2 separate regions of the Homo sapiens genome follow, and region 2 is linked to region 1. A link is a loop called in an ENCODE intact Hi-C map of the cell type or tissue named here. Cell type or tissue: heart right ventricle. All regions are shown on one strand. Each heading gives the region's core, and the rest is flanking DNA. Links, peaks and the distances in the headings are about the cores only.

Region 1 (10,196 bases), core at 1,030-9,029:
ATGACTGTGAGCGTACATGTGTGTGAGGCATGTATGGTACATTTTTCTTATTGCCATTTACTTTTGGTGCACTTAAGCTTTATTCAAAAAGTGAAATAGTGGAGGAATGGTCTCCAGAAATATGCAGCTTGTTCTGGAAATAAGAAAACAAGGCTAAAGGTGCTAAAGGACAGCTGTGTGCTCAGACAGCAGTGTCAGGGGGTCAGAGTTGTAGGGATGGGGGCTCTGGTTAAAGTCCAGCCAAACTCTAGATCATATCCTCTTTATCTTCTGTATTAGGGCATTCTTGCACTGCTATAAGGAAATGCCCGAGACTGGGTTAAATTGGCTCACGGTTCTGCAGGCTTTACAGAAAGCTCAGAGGCTTCTGCTTCTGGGGAGGTCTCAGGAGGCTTACAATCATGGCGGAAGGTAGAGTAGGAGCAGGTACGTCACATGGTGAAAGCAGGAGCAAGAGAGACAGACAGAGTGTCAAGGGGCAGGGGGGAGGTACCATACACTTTTACACAACCAGATCTCACAAGACCTCACTATCACAAATACAGCACCAAGCCATGAGGGATGCACCACCATGATCCAAACACCTCCTACCAGGCCCCACCTTCAGCACTGGAGATTACAATTCAACATGAGATTTTTGGGTGGGGACAAAAACCTAAACTATATCATCCCTATTCACAGCAGATGGTTAGGAAATGCTTATAGCTGATGAGAGAACAAAAACCATGTCATTTTTATTTAAGAAACTTAGGAGTACAAGAAGAACACCTATACAATCTAATTGCGACCCTAAAGAACAACATTCAGCATCACAATGGAAGCTCTAGGAGTTTGTAGGAGGGAGAAAGCATTGGGGGCTGAGATGGGCTGGGGTGTTCAAGAAGTAGGTGGTATGTGAGCTGAGCCTGGCATATGGAGAAAAAGAAGAAATTAGTCTGAGCAAAGGCAGAGGTACAGATATTCAAGGAATATTTGGGAGATTGCATAGAAGAAAAAAGTCTTCATGAATTGTGCTGTGCTGCTTGCAATGAACTGAATGCTTGTATCACCCCCAAATTTATATGTTGAAGTCCCAACCCGCAATGTGATGGTGATAGGAGGGGAGGGCTTTGAGAGGTGATTACATCATGAGGGTGAATCCTCCTGAATGGATGTAGTGCCGTTATGAAAGAGATCCCAGAGAGCTCTCTACCTCTTTTGCTGCCATGTGAGAATACAATGAGAAGGCAGCAATCTGCAACCCAGAGGAGGGCCTCAACAGGCACCCTATTTCAGAATGTTAGTCTCCAGAACTGTAAGAAATAAACATATGATGTTTACAAGCCGCCTAGTCTATAGTACTCGGTTCTAGCAGTCCAAACTTATGAGTACACTGACATAATTCCATTTTCATCCCTCTCTTTCTCTCTCTTCTGTGTGTTCTGCCTCTTGCTTTGCCTTTTCATGTCTTCTGCCATTTATTAGCATGTGTAGACTCAGCTAGTAGCAACCAGGGCTACCATGAGCACTTTGATTCTTATATTCTATGAGCTTCACATCTTATTTTTTTATAGATGCCATTATTTGTTCTTCAAATTATGGTATTAACTGCAGTCACACTATTCTTTCACTATAACTCTTGCTTGCTTTTCTCACCAAAGGGAGATATTTGTGTAGGTGTCAAAATCTGGCACTGCGTTGACTATAGTCATCCAGGAAATAGTCACCTACTCACTTGGGATATGTCATGAGCTGCCAGACCCAAAGATGAAGCTCTTTTATTAAGTGGAAGTGCATTAGCATTTGAGTGTTAATGGAGCAGACCTTTAATAAACAGTCACCATGTGTGAATTCTATTCTTGGATCTATGGGGACAGAAATGACTAAGAAGTTTACAAAATCTTCATTTATTGGAAGGGACAGATGTCTAACAACTAACAATGCTAATGCTGAAATAAACTATTGCTCTAAGACTCTGTTTCATCTTACTCTACAACCATATGGCAATCTGCATTGATGATGCATAATTTTTAACTTAAAATTGAAAGGATTCTTCTAGCCCTGTTCCCATTTTGAAATCCGTCTTTGAAAAAAAAAATACTAAAAGATATCTAAATTGGTTGCAGTCAATGACTTCATTTCAATGCATAGACTTTGGTGGTGCAACTGATTTGGCATCTACTACAGTTGCTTAGCATTCACAGCTAGCTATTGGACACTCTGCTGCCCTGCCCACTGACATAACCAAAGACCAGAAAACCTGGTGAAAGATAAGATAGAGGTAATCCCATGATTAAAGAGATTGATTAACTACTTTGCATTGGGAGAAGTAGGTGGGAGAAATTTCTTTGTCAGATTTTTTTTAAGCCTAAAAATGGTTTACAATGGGATGATTTCAATTACGGCGAGATGATTCACTATCTAGATCTTATGGAAGAAAATTCTTATGGATTTGTGGATACGTATCCTGAAAAATGAAGGACATCAACAAAGCAAGCCTCATGGAATGGGGGGGAAGTCTGAAATATGCTCATGTGGGGCATTAAGTACCAGACCATAAATGCACTCTGAGTGGTTTAACCTGAGAAAGAAGCAACCTAATGGTGCTTATAGCTCCAAGAAGCTCTGTCTTCAGAACACAACTGGAATGAAAGGCTCCATCTTCTCTGAACCTGAAAAGGGAGGGACCCACCAACAACATCCCCAGTTACGGTTTGAAGAAGGATGCTACTTTGCTCATGTTAGGGTGATGTGAATAGATGCATGAACCTTTTTTGGGGATATGTGAATTCAGATTCCAGTTTGTTCCATTTTGACTGTGTAGTCATTCTAAACCTGAGTATTTTTTTTTCTGCATAATAGTAAGGGCTAAAAAAATCTGTAGGGCTTCCCACAAATTAGGCACTGTTGTAAGCAACAGATATATATATTACCTTATGTAATCTCACAACAATCAAAAGGTAGCAAGCAGTAAAGAGTTCACATAGCAGGTCTGAGACTGCTGTCTCAATCCTGCTTGCAAGGCTGGCCCTTGGCTGGCATCTGGGAACATGTGAGGGGTTCCTGCTGGTCCGTGATATGAGTGGCTCACTGTGACTTAACTGTGTGTGCAAACAACATGGTTTATGCTGAACACCTGCTTTCCTTCTGGGAGTCTGGAATTTGTGTACATGCCAGACAGAGGGTGTCTAAGTGACCAGCTCCAAATCAAAACTCTGGCACTAAGTATCTACTGAGCTTCCCTAGTAGACAACATTTCATACCTGTCATAACTCGTTGCTGGAGGAGTTAAGTATGTCCTGTGTGACTCCCCTAGGAGAGGACTCTTGGTAGCTCATGTCTGGTTTCTTCTGTTGCTTTCCCCTTTGCTGATTCTGATTTGTCTTTGAGGTAATAGAACTTAGCTGTGGGCATGTCTCTATGATGAATCCTGTGGGTCCTCCTAATGAGTCATTGAACCTGGGGGTGGCCTTGGGAATTCCCCCCAAAGGTGTGTGACATTATAATTATCTCCATTTTAAGGTGAGGAAGCTGATTCATGGAGAGGTTAAGTAACTATACCAAGGCCACACAGCAGGTACATGGCACAACTAGGATTTGAACCCAGGCAAGCTGACTCCACAGCTTTTGCTTGTAACCCTTAAGGAGGCTCCAAAGTTCCCTCATTAAGTGGTTGTGAATCAAAGCAGGTGTGTTCACTCAGTACATATTAAGTGCTCAATAAAACATAGTTACTCTACTGTATTAGGATGTAATCTCCCGTCCCTTCTACCTACTAACTAGAAATCTATCATGCATTTTTCGCCATCCCACTAACAAGCAGAAAGTCCCTGAGGCTGAAATATCTTTGAAGAAGAGGGAGAGAAATAGAATGGATGTCATGCTATTTTTTTAAACAATAATAACTATTATGGTACAGTTCCTTTATAAGCCAAATGGAGCCTCTGCATTTCCTCTCCTCTTTCCTTACCTGATCCCTGGCCTCTCTCACCCTGGCACCGGGGTAAGAGCGGTGAGGGTCAGTGTAGCAGGCTGGGCATTCAGAAAAACTGACTGGAGCAAGAGTTGGAGGTGGGTGGGCAGATTTAGGGGAGCTCTTCTCATGATGGCGACTATGTTTTCTGCCACTCACCCCCCAGATGGGAACACGCTGTCTGACAAACAGAGTACTTAATGTTCTGTTTGTTGAAATCATTTCTCAATCACCCTCACCCCTCCCTACCTTTCAAGTGTTCTAGTTAATGCAGAAACATCCCGTTTCTTTCCATTGAGGAAACCAAGTGACCCCAACATTCCATAGACCTATTCTTGTCCTACTTTCAAAAAAAAACAGCTCTTCCTGCTGACCGCCTGCCTATAATAAGTCATAGCTTAGTTAGTAGATCTGAATGTCCTAGTTAGAGATAAGTTGGCTGAAGCACAGTACATCTACGTGTAGAATTTGGAGGAAAGGACTGAAGAAAGATACCGTGATTTAAAAACCTCATCTTCACCCTACACTCCTTGAAATAAGTAGAGAAGCAAAGCTTCTTATGTATAGTAAGAAATATAGATTAAAAGGTGAATAGCAGAAGAGTGGTGGCTTGGAGTTACATTAATTGAAATCAACAAGACCAAATCCTTCCCTGCAAGCACATTTTGATGAGGTAAAACTGGAAGGAGTCCATGGATATTCAGTACTTAAAAAAAAGGCTTGATCATAACAAATGCCAAGAAAAAGAAGAAAGAAAATAAAATGGGGCCGGGCGCAGTGGCTCACGCCTGTAATCCCAGCACTTTGGGAGGCCGAGGTGGGCGGATCACTTTGAGCTCAGGAATTCAAGACTAGCCTGGCCAACATGGTGAAACCCTGTCTCTACTAAAAATACAAAAATTAGGTGGATGTGATGGCATGCATCTGTAGACCCAACTACTCGGGGGGCTGAGGCTGGAGAATCACTTGAGCCCAGGAGGCAGAGGTTGCCGTGAGCCGAGATTGTGCTACTGCACTCCAGCCTGAGTGACAGAGCAAGAGACACAGTCAAAAAAAGAAAGAGGCTGGGCGTGGTGGCTCACACCTGTAATCCCAGCACTTTGGGAGGCCAAGGTGGGCAGATCATGAGGTCAGGAGTTTGAGACCAGCCTGACCAACAAGGTGAAACCCAGTCTCTATTAAAACTACAAAAAGTAACCGGGTGTGGTGGCATGTGCCTGTAACCCCAGCTACTCAGCAGGCTGAAGCAGGAGAATCACTTGAACCTGGGAGGCAGAGGTTGCAGTGAGCCGAGATTGTGCGTGGGTGACAGAGTGAGAGTCTGAGAAAGAAGGAAGGAAGGAAGGAAGGAAGGAAAGAAAGAAAGAAAGAGAAAGAAAGAAAGGAGAAAGACAGAGAGAAAGAAAGAAAGAAATGAAGAAAGAAAGAAAGGGGGAGCAAGACAGAGAGAGAGAGAAATAAAAGAAGAAAGAAAAAAGAAAAAGAAAGGAAGAAAGAAAGAAAAAAGAAAGAAAGAGAGAAAGGAAAAGAAAGAAGAAAGAAAAGGGATTTAGGATGAAAAACTGGTAGTACCAAAGGGTCACTTCATACTTACAGTAGATTTTCTCATGGGATAGCCATTAGAGGTTGGCACTTTAAAAGCAATGTATGAGAGGTGGAAACCAAAACAGAAACTGCCTATCTTGAAGTAAGATGCATTTTAGTCTGATGAAAACCAGCGTCTTCACACCAACAACGTGTGCTGAAAGGATGCACAGCAAGGAGTTGCCTCGTCATTGAATGAGCTCTAAGCAAATGACTTAGGGGACCCAGGCTTCAGTCCTAGCTGTGTCATCTGATCAGTTGCCCAACTTCATGTGAGTTACGTCATCTTTCCCACCGTGATCTCCTCAGTTTCACTATCTGTAGAGTGGGAGATACAATAAACATGCCCCAGGACCACTGTGAAAGTGAAATAATATGAGTCAATGTGCTGTGTTAATTGTAAAATAATATCTAAATCTTGGCTGTTAATATTTTGATCCAATGTTGTTACCTAGCACCAAGATTGAAGAGATAAATCAAACATTAAAAAGAAAACCTAGATTAGTTTTTGCTGTACTGAACATTAAGAAAGGAGGGTTACCTCGAGAGGAGAACCGTATAAAGCTCAATTAAAATGGAAAGGGCACTGCAGTGGACTCTATGATTGGTCAAAATATTAGGCTTTCTTCATTAATCCTTCCTCCTTGGTTTGTCTGGTTAAAATCACACACAGTGGTCTGAAAGTGCAGTGGGCATCAATTAAGATTTAGGTCAGAGCCTCTGAGGTAGCCAGTGATTTAGTTTCTGGGATTAAGGAAGACAAAAGCTTACCGATGGCTGGATGAGAATAACATTCCTTTCTATTGTGATCATCCTACATCAAGGAAATGTTTGAAATTTAGGGAGTCTGTTAAAGTTATTATATGGCCGAGCTTTTGAAAAACACAGCAGCACAAATGTGTTTTATCAGTCTTTACTGTTGGTAAGAATCCTGGAGAAAGGAAATTTGATCAGTCTCCCAATGCAGTTTACTCCAAAATGGATCACTAGTCTAGAGGACCAACTGCATCTATCAGAGTCAGATCTATCTGCCAAGACTCCCCACTTCCCTCACCATCATTCACACATCCTGTGCTTTCTTTGCAAATGATACAGACTGTCATTAGGTTTAGAGTAAGCTGCAATTAGCAAGTCTCTCAACTTCTCTTACAAGGAACTTATTTTTAGTGGAAAGTTTTGTAATGGTTCCTGTCTAATGTTTAACTCTTCCCTGGAGACCAAACTCCCTAGCTCAATCATTGACAGCAGGATTCCAGGAGTGAATGGCATCCCTTTGAACCAACTAGTGACTGTAATTGCTTAAACCTAGCTACTAGCCATTTCGGCACCTTCTACACAGCACCCCTTGCAAATAAGTCCGGCAGAGCTATGGAATTTTGGCCTTTTTGTCTGAACTCTCGGGATTGTATGAGACTGGACCTTGGTTCTTAAAAGGGCTCTTCAGTGTGGTCAGGGCTGGTGATCAAAAGCATCAGTCTCAGCACCTAGTCACATGTGTTTTTCGTGTTTTCGTGGATGAGGCTGGTTCTGTGCTTGCCAAGGTCAAGCAACTCAATTACCCAGGGCCTGCTTGGAAGCTACTGTGCGCAGTCTGGCCCTCAGTGGCTTCTCCCCTTGCCCTTGGGCCCTGATGGCTGTTTGCAAGCTGGGAAGAAGACACCAGGGCTGGGGGGTACCCAGAAACCCAAACAGATGGAGAAAAGTTTCAAAAAGGCAAAACAATGAAGATTTGCTTAATTTACAGATAAAATAAAATAAACATAATTTAATCTATCAACTATATTTATTCCTGTGGTTCTTCATTAGCACAGAAAAATTAAGAATTGTTTATATTTTAAGAGTAATACAATGAATCTTTCTTCTATTCCTGAATGAGTCACACCGAAGTAACTACCACAACTCTTGGATACGCTACTAATCAACACACAATAAAACAAATGATCGCCATGGTTTTCCAACTTTAAACCCACTTGGAAAAAGTTCCATGCTGGTGGGAGCTACACCACCACGTAGCTCCATACGAATTTGTTGACTGATGACTGACACACAGAAGGGTCTACAGAATAATAAAGGAAAGCTAACTTTAAAAAACCCTCCTTCTATTTCATTTGAGTGCTTGTACATATCTGCTTATGTTTATCATCTAGTCATGAAATATCATTTCGGCTTTCTTTACAGAGGTTGGGGTGAATTTAACTGGATCATTTCATGTATCCTATAAGCCTTTGGGTTTTGTTTTTTTCTTGATCTTCTGGAATTCTTTTTTCTGTCAAACCCTACTCATTCTTTACATCCCTTCTCTTTTATGAAAACTCATTCCCTCTCCTCCTCTTCCTCCCACTAGCTAATATGTATTGAGCACTTAATGTGTCAGATACCACTTTAGGTGCTGTGTGTGTGTTGACTCATGTAACATTCAAAATCATCCATTGACTCATAAAACCTTCAAAACCACCGGTGAGGTAGGGCTCTTATTACCTCCTTTGTGCAGATGAGAAACAGAGAAACAGAAAAGTAAAGTAATTTGCTCAATAGCACATGGCAGGTGGGTGGTACAGGTTGGATTTGAACTCAGGCAGTTGGTTCTCTCTTAAGCACTCCAACCTTCTTGAATCTGTCCATTTCCTGAACCCTGATGATCATTTCCCCAACTTATGTTGCTTGATAGTTGCTTTGTGAATGTTCCCATGCTGCAGAGAAAGAATCTCCTTAGAGAGTATGCCATGACTTTCTTACATTGCTTAGAACTTTTTTTTTGCTTTGCCATTTATTTTTATCAATTATTTATTAACAAATTAACAAAACAAGAAAACAAGCCAAAACAAAAATGGTCAAAAGATAAGCCTGACGAGGGGAGAAGAATTATTATTTTTAAGTAAAATAATCTTAAAAACACATTCCTACTGTTAAATTTTATTAGGAACTCCCCATTTCTCCAACCATTGCTCCTGTGTACTACACAACCTGGCATGCATGAGTGATTGTGCACGTGTACACACACAGAGTTTTTAAAATTTGAGCCAGTTTTCAATCACAAAGCAACGTAAACTCATTTTTAAATATCTAAAGACAGACAATGTCTACTGCAGAAAGTGAACCTGTCTTATAAACCCAATCCCAAAACATTTAAAAATATTTGGGAGTCTATATTTTGCTAGACTTTTATTCTACAATGAGATAGATAAAAATGGGCTTGTACTGTATGTTCTTTTGCATTTGTTGCTTTGTATTTGATTCACATCTTTTCATATCTTTGTGTATATCCTCTTTCTTCTTTTTCACCAGTAGCACAGTATTCCAAAGTGTGGATTGCCAAATTGTAATAAGGACCCTACTGATGGACTTTTGGATTGTGTTCATGTTTTCAATATCATGCTCAACTGCATTTCACATAGCCTCAAAAGAAAGAAATCTCTGCTAGGTCGAACTCAAATAGGGAGTGTTGGGCCAAGTGGCTCTTCTGTGCAATTAAGAAAGAAATTACTCAGCAGATAGAAAGTATGACATAGAAGAGGCTAACACTTCTCTAACTGGGTATTCAGGGAATATCATTAGGGATGTCAACTGAGGTATATAAAGAGTCTTTTCCCTAAGGAACATTTCGTTTAATGATGAAATAGACACATCTCTCTGCTAAATCATGCTTGTGGGAACCCAAGGAGGCCAGCCCCTGAATCACAGGCCTGCTTAGAGTAAAACGCTGCACCGAAGCTCTGCTGACGTTTTCCTATGCTGAAGCAAGAAGTGAGGAACATTGTCTTTGAAAAATGCTCTGACCAAAACCATTCTTTGCTCTGCTATGTAGAGTAGAGCTTTGTTTTTCAATCAGGCTGTTATTCAAATGCTGGAGCGGATCCAAATTTGCTTTCCTGAGGAAAAGTCTGCCTTTGCCTACAGCACGCACACACGGCTGGAGGACGGCTCCCACCCCTGTCCTCCCAAGACCTGCATTCCAGTCCAAATGGTTCCCTCACCGACCCACTAGGTGCACAAGGCTCTCCTCAAGCCGCCTTTTCTTCCCCTCACAATCTCCTCATGCTTTTCTGTGTCCTTCCCGTTTTGCAAGGGCCATACCAGCTTCACTTCTGAGCAGGCTTCCCTGCTTACAGAGAGCTTCTTTCCCTGCCTGGTAGCACCCGTCCCTCACGCTCACTGGATGATCCACTCACTGGCTCACTCACTCGTTCCTTCAGCAGATGTCCCTCCAGCACCTCCCATGTGCCAAGAACACAGCAGGGGACAAAATAACGTCCTTCACCCACCCACGGAGCCAACGGTTCAGAGGCAGAAACAGACCATAAGCCAGTACGTCAGTCTGCACGGCGTCGGGTGGTGTTGAGGACAGGTGACAACGGGGAGGGTGACAGAGGTGACCCCGTGGCCATTTTGCATGGCATGTGAGGGAGGGCTGGCGGATTGGGTGACTTGTGGCCCAGAGCTGAATGAGGAAGGGGACGGAGCCTGGCAGGGATCTCCCAGAAGGTCCTTCCAGGCAGAGGGACTGTCAGTGCAAACGTCCGGTGTTGGGCACTTTCTTGGCCTTCTGGGGGAACATCAAAGAGGCCACTTAGCTCCTTTTAAAAAAAGACTATTTTTTAGAGCACTTTTGGGTTCACAGCAAAATTGAGAAAAAGGTACAGAGATTTCCCATATACCTCCT
Region 2 (9,097 bases), core at 1,098-9,097, 150 kb before region 1:
AGCACAGCGAAGTCGGGGACGTTGTTGATTCAGCACAAGCCCTCGGAACACTAAAAGTGAACTCTAATGCTTTGTTAAGATGTTTGGATGCACTTAATGTCATTGAGGTGGGGCTCATTTATGGAAGAAAGGATTACGGATTGGATGGGGCAGGTTCATGACTTTATTTTATACCATGACATATTCGTGGGATTTTCGGCTGTCATTGTCTGAGCTTTTGCTGTCTATTTTCTTCTCTAGCAACGTGGACTTGATCATTCAGCCTCGTGCTTTTCATTTCTTTGCAGCTGACTTGCACTACTCGCGTCCCCTTGTGCTAGCCCCATTGCCACGGGTCCTGTGTGTTTTCCGCTCTGGAGGGCTGTGCAATGGAAGGGATCTGCCCTCTATTCAGTAGTTGGGACGGGTCCAGTTCTGCTGCTGTGAGCCAGGTTCCTCTTAGCCAGGGCAATTAAAAGAGATAAAGCCATAGAGGACAGTCCTCAGGAAGCTTTGTGATACTCTTCAAGAATAAGGTTGAAGTCCTTTTTCTTGACAGTTATGAGATCCAGGAAGTGTGAGACACAGAGAGGTGAGCGGCCAGGGAAGCTAAAGGGAAACTGAGGAGTGCATATTTCAGGGGAAGGTTTCACTGGGTAGTTAATATTCCAGGAGGCGCTGGGTTTCATCTAACAATGAAAAGTTCACATACATAAAGAAAAAATCAGGCAGCAGTTTCCCCTGTTCATGGAACCATTTAAGGATGGTGTCATAATCCTAAAATTGTCTCTGTTTCTCTTCTCCCATCTTTTGGGTATTCTGTATTTTACAAGAGAAGTCATAGAGTTACAGAGGACAAGATTCTGGTCCTTTTACTAAAATGACCTCCAGGAAATGACTCCACCAGAGCTGTACTGAGATTATTAAGTGAGGAGATAGCTGACCACTCTGGCCTCTGTCTGTCCCTTTCTTCTGGGCCCATTCAGCAATCGGGAAGCCCCCACATGAAATCAGAAGCAACAGAGTCGGGCTAGTTGTATGGGAGCTGAGGGTTGGTAGCTGTGCAATTATACTGGCTACAAAGAAGGGAAAGAAGAGAAACAGAAAACAGTAGAAAGGCAAAGGGCTACAGATCTAATCAGCATAAATCAGCTCAAGGCATTCGGAATTGGGCCACTTCCAACTCCAAGAGCACCATGAGGCACTGAAGTGGAGCACCGGAGCATGCTTGATCAGAGGCAGATAGAAATCCCCGTGCGAGAGTCGTCCTGGGCGTTCTTTGTCTCCTGCCCCAGTAACCTTCTTACCACCTGGTGAGCAGCTGGCTAATGTTTCTACACTGGCCTGTGAGCTGCTTCTTGGGGGAAACTCTCAGAGCCCCACAGTCTGGGCTAATGTGGGCACCGCAGGTGAGTCCTCCTGACTGGTTGTCAGGACTTCCCAGCAGTCCTCCTCAGTGCCCATAGAGATTAGGTTTCAGGCACAGCTTGTCAGTGCTGTTAGTAGCCAGGACCCCGGCACCAGCCTATTCACACACCGATACATATTCTCAGCCTTGGCCGAACAGGAGTATGAGTTATTTAATATCTGCGCAAGCTACAGAGAGCCAATGTCTACATCCAGCCACTCTCCTAAACCGAAGCTTACGGCTCCAGGGACCTTTAGAGATCACCTGGACACAATGCCCTTGTGTCACAGATGAGGAAATAGATTTGAAGTTTATCATTTGCCCAAGACCACACTATTGGCAGCGATGGAAAGAGAATTGCGTTCTTTCAGTTTAATCCTCTTTCCAGAACTTTAAGCTACCTTAGCTCAGCCACGCAGCATCCTTGTTACTGGGCTCAGTTCCATTATATGATAAAGTTCTGAAGAGGAGCGGTTCTTCTTTTTGTGTCTATGGAATAAATTGGATATTTGCGGTCTTAGGTTCTAGCTGTGTTACTTTGCCAGGCAACAGCATCCCTTTGGGCCTTAGTTTCCCGGTCTTTGGTAAGCTATGGTGATGTTTTATTTAATTTGCTAGATGGCCCTTGGGCTTCAGGCTCCCTCCCCGCCTTGCCTCCTTTCCATTTGCAGTCCAGGCTTGGTCCTATTCCAATGATGCTATTATATATGTTTTGTACCTATCTGATATTTATCTTGCTCAGGATTACATTTCAGAAGAACTGTTATCTTAAAGCAGTATATTTCTGAATTATGAATGAGTTCTTGTCACTGCAACCTCTTGTTGAGTATCTGCCTACAAACAGCAATAGTGAAACCATTGGTTGCATTCAAGGGAACTTCTGAGACAACATATTAATAATGATACTACTTGATAAATTATGGATAAATGTCATCAGATTCCAACACAGATAATACATCAGCAGGTAGGAAAAGGCATGAGGCAGGAGTTGGACTTTCGAAAAGATTTGGTGTTGGTGCAAGGTTTCAGTAAGACCATAACAGCCAAATGAATTTCAGCTGGACCATAAACCATCTCATTCAAAAGTGCACATCAGTCGTAATAGGAAAATCAAGAATGAATTCTTCTGGCAAGGAAGTGGAGGGATCCTCTCCTTCAGTGCAAAGGTGTGATTCCTTGAGCCACAAAGTCAGAAGCTGATGATCTGCTATCTTAGAAAAACCCCAGAGAGGCAGTTTAATCTACTCAAGATGTACTCTTTCTCCTGCCCACTCACCCCCTTGGATATTTATCTCCAGGGTAGGGAAGGTCAACACAGAAACAAATCAAGGAGAGATAAGAGAGCTATGTAACTCTATATTCACTTGGATGGTTAGTCTCCAAAGGCTGGCAGTTAGCAGTGCAGCTAGAGCTTGGCAAAACACCAAAACAGTTAGGGCACAGAACTTGAAAGCCAGAAGGAACTTTAAACAATTACCGTCCAACCCTTTCACTTTACAAAAGAAAAAAATGAGCCTCAAGAAGTTAATGATTTGCCAGCTCACCTGGCAAGAAAGTCTTAGAGCTGAGACAGGAATTCAGGCCTCTTGTCTTCAGGTCTAGAATTAGGACAGAATTTAGTCAAGTGAAATACAGGTGCAACACAAGCTGTGGCTCTAATCAGGATTGCAAATCAGCATTTAGGATCATGAGCCCTATCTGAGGGAACCCTGATTGCAGCAGCCTCTAGCCTTGATCCCCAGCCCAAGCTTCCTTGAAACTGTCTTCTTCTGGCCTCCACGATACCACTTTTTCGTTCTCTGTCTTCTCTTGACCACTCTCATCCTTATTCTCCACTGGAGACTAAATCTTTTTCCCATCCCTAAAGTGATCATGTTCCAAAGAGATTTGTCCTTTGCACTTTCCTCTTCTCAGCTATGTGCTTACGCTCTACAGGAGGATGGCATCTGAACACACAGATAATTCCTAAAGCCATAGTCTTCGCTGGATATTTCTTCTGCATTCCAGTCCCTTATATCCAGTCTAATGGGCATCTTCCTCTCTAAAAGCAAGTGCAAACACCTTTTTCTCCTGCTTTGCTTTGCTTGGTTAACAGCATGCACACAGCTGTGCAGTAAGAGCCGCAGAGGTTTGCTGTGTCTCTTCATGACCTGCAACCCATCTGGGGCCCTGCTTTCCACCTCACTGCCACCCTTCATTCAGGTCTTCAGCAACTTTTTTTTTTTTTTTTTCTGTAGCACAGAAATTGCTTCCCAATTGGCTTTCCTGCATTAAATTCCTTCCTCCCTCGAAACCCATCTTCCATTTAACCAGAATGGGTATCTATTCAAAGGCTGTTTCCTTTCCCAGTTCTCGATCATACTATTTCTTTACAGTACAACTTGGATTGCCCTGTTCAAGACTGTGAACTCCTTAAGTTCAGAGATGCAAATTCCTTTTGCATTTCCAGAACTTTACCCCAGTATCCGAAACAAAATATAGACTCAGTAAATGTTTGCTAAGTTGAAATGGATTCTGGACTCTGATTTCCTCATTGTCTGCAGGGAGGGTGAAATTGTTGTACTTAGAGAATTCAGCAAGACATTTGGTTAGAATTTTCAGATGGAAGTGGGGAAAATGAATGAACCAGAAAGAGAAATGTCATGTCCAAGTCACTCAAGCCTCACAGCCAGAGACTATGGGAGACAGACAGCAGGAAAGGGCCTGCCCCTCCCTATTTAAACAGGATAATGACGCAGATCGGGAGCCTGACCCCCCTGAAACTAGTGTTCGCAACTACGGAGCAAACAGGAAGGCCAAGAGGAACTGACCATCCCAGTGAGATTAAACACAATGGTCTCTTTTAAGAGCCTTTCTCCCTTCAGTGTAGCAATCTGCTTTTGGCACTAGGTGACAGAGCACCATTCAAACACTTTGCCAGACCACTTGGGTTCTGCTGTTCCTGGTTCCCAAGCTATGCCTGAGGAGTGGGAAGAAAATACTGTACAGTTGACCAGAACGCTGGTACAGAGAGCTCTAGGACACATGACGGCTTCTACCCCTCACCCCACCTCCAACTCCTCCCTGCCTTTTTTCCCTTCCCTCACTGCTATCAAAATGTCAAGAAAGCTTATTACTCCTATGTCAGAGAAACGATCTGCTTTTCCAAATACGGAGAGGTGTGACTTGTAGTTTCCATGACCACTCATGCGGTCGTTTGAAGAGAAATGAGACAGAATGTCTGGTGTATCACCCCACTAAGACTGATAGCATCATCAATGGCCCGGCTTCCTCTGATTATTTTTACTTCATTCTATATTTGTCATGCAGGGGATCCTGCCATGGCCTCAGGGTTGCCCCATTCTCAATGACATGATTTTCCTGTACCCAATCCCCCAAAACTTTAGCCTGGACTCTTGTGGGTTTGCATGCCTGCATGCGCAAATGCATGCATGCAGAGGACAGACCCTGAGAAACAGACACATTCAAGGAAATGGCCATCATCAAGGAAGTCAGTCCTAAGGCAGGCAGCTGAGGGATGAACATTGTCAAGGTCAGTCTCAGGGCACAACAGGGAAGAGAAAGAAAGGCTCACGTGCTTTTGTGCATACTGACGAAAACCGGCTTTGGTCTGAGAACTGCAAACCATTTTGGCTACATTTCTCCTTTCCTTCCCACCATCACCTTTGGGATAGAGGGGGATGTGGGCTTTCCCCAGAGAAGGAAACAGCCATAGTCAGAAAACATGGATATCTGTAAGTGTCAGGATTTTAATTCTCAGAATACTTGGTTTACACTTAGGTTCTTGCATCTGAAGATCTGGAATGTCGAATTTTTTGAGTTGGTTCCTCTTGAGATTATGAAGTCACAGGCATGAAGCTTTCAATACAGGAGACAGAAGATATGATAAGTTATGATATAATATAAGATATGCTAATTTTTTCCCAGTACTATTTGTCGACTGTGTTCTGACACACTTTTCACTAGGTGAGCTGAATGGAGCTCACAGAAAGGCAAAAGCAGGACCCCACTTTGTCCCACTAATCCCTGGCATCCTTCTGCCCACTGCTGAGAGGTGTTCAACATTTCCCACAAGGCCTCCTGTGGCACCCAGACTGCATTTCAGGCAGTAATTTTTATTTTCTGGGAAGTGCTTCTTCTAGACCCCTATGACAGTTACAAAGCTTATAGGAGTATCTTGGACCCCCCCGCCGAATCTTGACGTCATTCACTTTGCCCCGAGTCCTCAAGTTTTCTTAGATTTTCCAGCTTTGTGAACTTTAGCTATAGCATTCTCTTTTGAGCATGTCTGAGTGGGAGAAGGTTTGAGAAATGTGACATTAAATACTTGCCTCCCGAAGGTACTCTTTGACATGGCAAGAGAAGCTGTTAATACTCCCTGGATGTGCTGTGGGGCAGCGCCCTGTGTGTGGTTGTAGATCCAGGGCTTGGAATCTTAACATCTCTTCCACACTGGCCAATCCTGTCTGATGAAGGATCATTTGGAACCCAGCACTATTTTGGTGGCTCATATACCAAAGTGAAGTTACTTTTTGAGGACTGGTGAAAAGATCTGATGCTCACTGCAAATTTGGATATTTGGATCTCAGAAAGAAATCTCTCTCTGACCAGATTTGGTAACATGATATGGACAGCATAGCTGTGCAATTACAAAGGGGTTCCTCAAAAGCTGGGTTCCTCTCCTTCCCCATACTTGAATGAATGCCATCTATTCTTGCTTGATTTAGGGTTCGTGCTGGACAGACACATTCATATGCTAGGATTTGTTTACTATGTAACCAACAAAATCTTAGGGCAAAGAGTTAGTAGGCAGATTTGCATATATGTGTGTATACGTGCAATGTCACAGTCAACTTCTATTATTTCCTGGCCCACGGTGGAAGATGAATTTGACTGCTGAGTTCTTTTTCACTCATCTGTGGTCTTTGGGTTTACCGAAGCAACTCCTGAGAATCTTAAAGAAGGTGGAGGCCGCGCACGGTGGCTCACACCTGTAATCCCAGCACTTTGGGAGGCTGAGGTGGGCAGATTGCCTGAGCTCAGGAGTTTGCGACCAGCCTGGGCAACATGGTGAAACCCCGTCTCTACTAAAATACAAAAAATTAGCCAGGCATGGAGGTGTGCACCTGCAGTTTCAGTTACTCGGGAGGCTGAGGCAGGAGAATTGCTTGAACCTGGGAGGCGGAGGTTGCAGTGAGCTGAGATCACGCCATTGCACTCCAGCCTGGGTGACAGAGCGAGACTCTGTCATAAAAAAAAAAAAAGAAAAAGAAAAAGAAAAAAAGAAGGGGGAAGAACACCTAGGTTTTTTATAGGTATTAGAACCAGAAGTCACCCATACCTTGACCAGAGTTGATTAGAGTAGAATTTCAGAGTAAGAAGGAACCATTCTAACCCAATCTCCTTATTTTACAGCCCAGAGGGTCTCAGATTAGCGGCAGAGCCAGAGCTAGCATCTGGTTCACCTCTTAATCTAGAATTTTTCCCCACCGGACAAGGATGCCCTTCCTGAGAATCTTCTCCATCTTAGAAGTCAGCACTGTTGCTATTAAGCCTTGGAATCTCGAAGCATTTGTCCCAGGTTGCCTGATTTTGATAGATTTCAGTACAGTATCTTGGCAAGGGGTCAAAAATGCGGGGCAGGCACAAGCTGTTTTCAGGGTTCTGTCTGTAGATAAATCTGACAGGCACCATATAATGATGAAGGCCTGACACCCACCCACCCACAAGATAGATTTTATTAACAATAAAACAACCATCTGGATTTCAGCCAGCATTACAGTGTTGGCACTGGATCATATCTATCTGCCTGTCTAGACAAATCCCTCTAACATCCAGGTACTCAGGGAAGAGAAATAAGAATTAAGTTTTAATGGAGTAGGAGACCCCAATCTACTATATTACAATATACTTCCAAAAATGATGTCATTTCTCAAAGTCAAAATGCACAAGTTATAACATCTGATAAGGTGTTTGAAAGAAGAAAAAGAGGTTCCTATTTTTCCATTCCTGTCTATCTTATCTTCCTTCACCAAGCTATGCAGCCCAAGGTTATATCTAAACCCACCAATACAAATGCATACACATCCTGGCAACTGTTGTCCATCTCCCAGCCAGAACCGAGTTGATGTAAATAGGATGCAACCCTCCCTGGAACTCTTTTAGATGTCACTTGACCTGGATTTGGTGCCTGATTGGTATTATCTACTTCACTTGTGAGGTCCTCAGAGAGTTTTAGAAAACAGATTCACACACTTGGCTGAGAGGTGTTTACAGTCATACACTGTCAGCAATGCAGCCACTAAGCTGTCTCAAGGAAGAGTTTTTGAAGCTGCAGCTTCTTAGTTAGAAGACAGGGAAAAGGTGGCAGGAGCAAAGGGAACAAAAAACCTTCATTGTGAAATTGTTCAGTGCCGAGGTGGAGAGACAAGCTCTTACACGCACATGTTATACACCAGTTTATGAGAATAAAATAGCTTTCTTAAAGACCCAGCTCTAAATGCATGTTCCATGATGAGGTACATATTGTAGAGAGAGAAGCCAGAGAAATACTTTAAAGTTGCCTTAGAGATGGTTTGATGGGTTTTACATTTGACTTGAATGAAACTCTGCGCTTCTTAGTATTTTGTGGTATTCACTGAAACAAACTGGGGCTAGGCCTGTAAGAGGAAGTTGCTTTTTGGTTAGGACCTGTTACATTAAGCTCAATATCAGTAATGATAAAATTATGGCAGTCAGTTCTATGGGGGTATTTTTGAGTAGGGCAGTTATTTTTAAGGAGAAGGAGTAGAAGAGATTAGACCACTGCTTCTCAACTAGGAGGATTTTTGTCCCCTCTGGGTACGGGCAATGTTTAGTGGCATTTTTTGGTTGTCACTGTGTGTGTGTGTGCATGTGCACATGCATGCACACGTGTGTTACTGGCATCTAGTGGGTAGAGTGGCCAGGGATGTTGCTAAACATCCTACAGTGTACAGGACAGCCCCCACCACAAAGAATGACCTGGCCCTAAGTGTCAATAGTGCCAAGGTTGAGAAACCCTGGATAGAGGAATGGACACCAGACTGAATTAGGAGGGTCTAGCTTCAGACTTCACATTTGAAGACTAATGACCATCAAATCTCTGCCTTTTGTGCCTCTGTTTCCCTGTCTGCAAAATAAATATTAATAGACATGTTCTTCTTTATAAAAATATGAGGAATCATGAGATTATTTACTCCAAATGCTCTGATTTCTTCAGGAAAAAGAGTCTCTATAAAATCAAAGCACAGTTATTATTACTGCGCCAAGATGAGCTCATGAAATTGTGTCTTAAGAACTGTACTCCTCCCCTTGGAAAAAAAAACTTCCTCTAGGAAAAAAAAACCAACAAAACAAAAAACCCAGAAATGATCTTATCATGATTACACCTGCCACACCAAAAAACAGACACACTTCAGAGAAATGAAATTCTTTCCCTTCAGCAATGAACTAAGCTGAGTCTGTAATTAAGATCTTAATAAGGGAGGCAGGAGGCTTGATTCAGGTGCTGCGGGCTATGAGGCGAGAGCGCCCATGCCAGGTTTAAAGCAAGAACAATTGGATGCAAATCCCCCGCACTGCTTAACACTCTCAGGTGTTCCAAACAAGTTCTTATTTCAAAATGGGCATGGCTTTATTTCTAAAGATGCCTATTTCTGCAAAGAAAAGGAAAGAGAGCACCTTGTTATT

What was found. Peaks named below come from ENCODE experiments on the same cell type or tissue, not always from the same donor. Only the 100,000 strongest peaks of a DNase experiment are listed, where the experiment ranks them.
Region 2: it touches region 1 in a loop (2.6-fold over the local background); 12 of 110 quality-filtered maps call a loop at or near these places.

What each region holds. Positions count from the first base shown.
Region 1 is chr6:11,360,990-11,371,185 of GRCh38, forward strand. It overlaps a transcript of NEDD9 not described here. Among named protein-coding and RNA genes, the nearest start is that of NEDD9, 130 kb to the left of the region's middle. RefSeq lists a silencer at 4,127-4,421 and enhancers at 9,245-9,746, 9,747-10,196. In heart right ventricle, for the core only: no CTCF peak of the experiment used is centred there; DNase peaks (open chromatin) are centred at 4,082 and 4,793; H3K27ac peaks cover 6,453 bases.
Region 2 is chr6:11,214,745-11,223,841 of GRCh38, forward strand. All of the region lies in intron 1 of NEDD9 (neural precursor cell expressed, developmentally down-regulated 9), which reads right to left. LOC124901256 (a long non-coding RNA gene) reads right to left here. Exons shown (of 2, transcript XR_007059449.1): 2 at 5,117-5,245. Among named protein-coding and RNA genes, the nearest start is that of NEDD9, 13 kb to the right of the region's middle. In heart right ventricle, for the core only: a CTCF peak has its summit at 4,283; a DNase peak (open chromatin) is centred at 4,147; H3K4me3 peaks cover 3,897 bases; H3K27ac peaks cover 8,000 bases.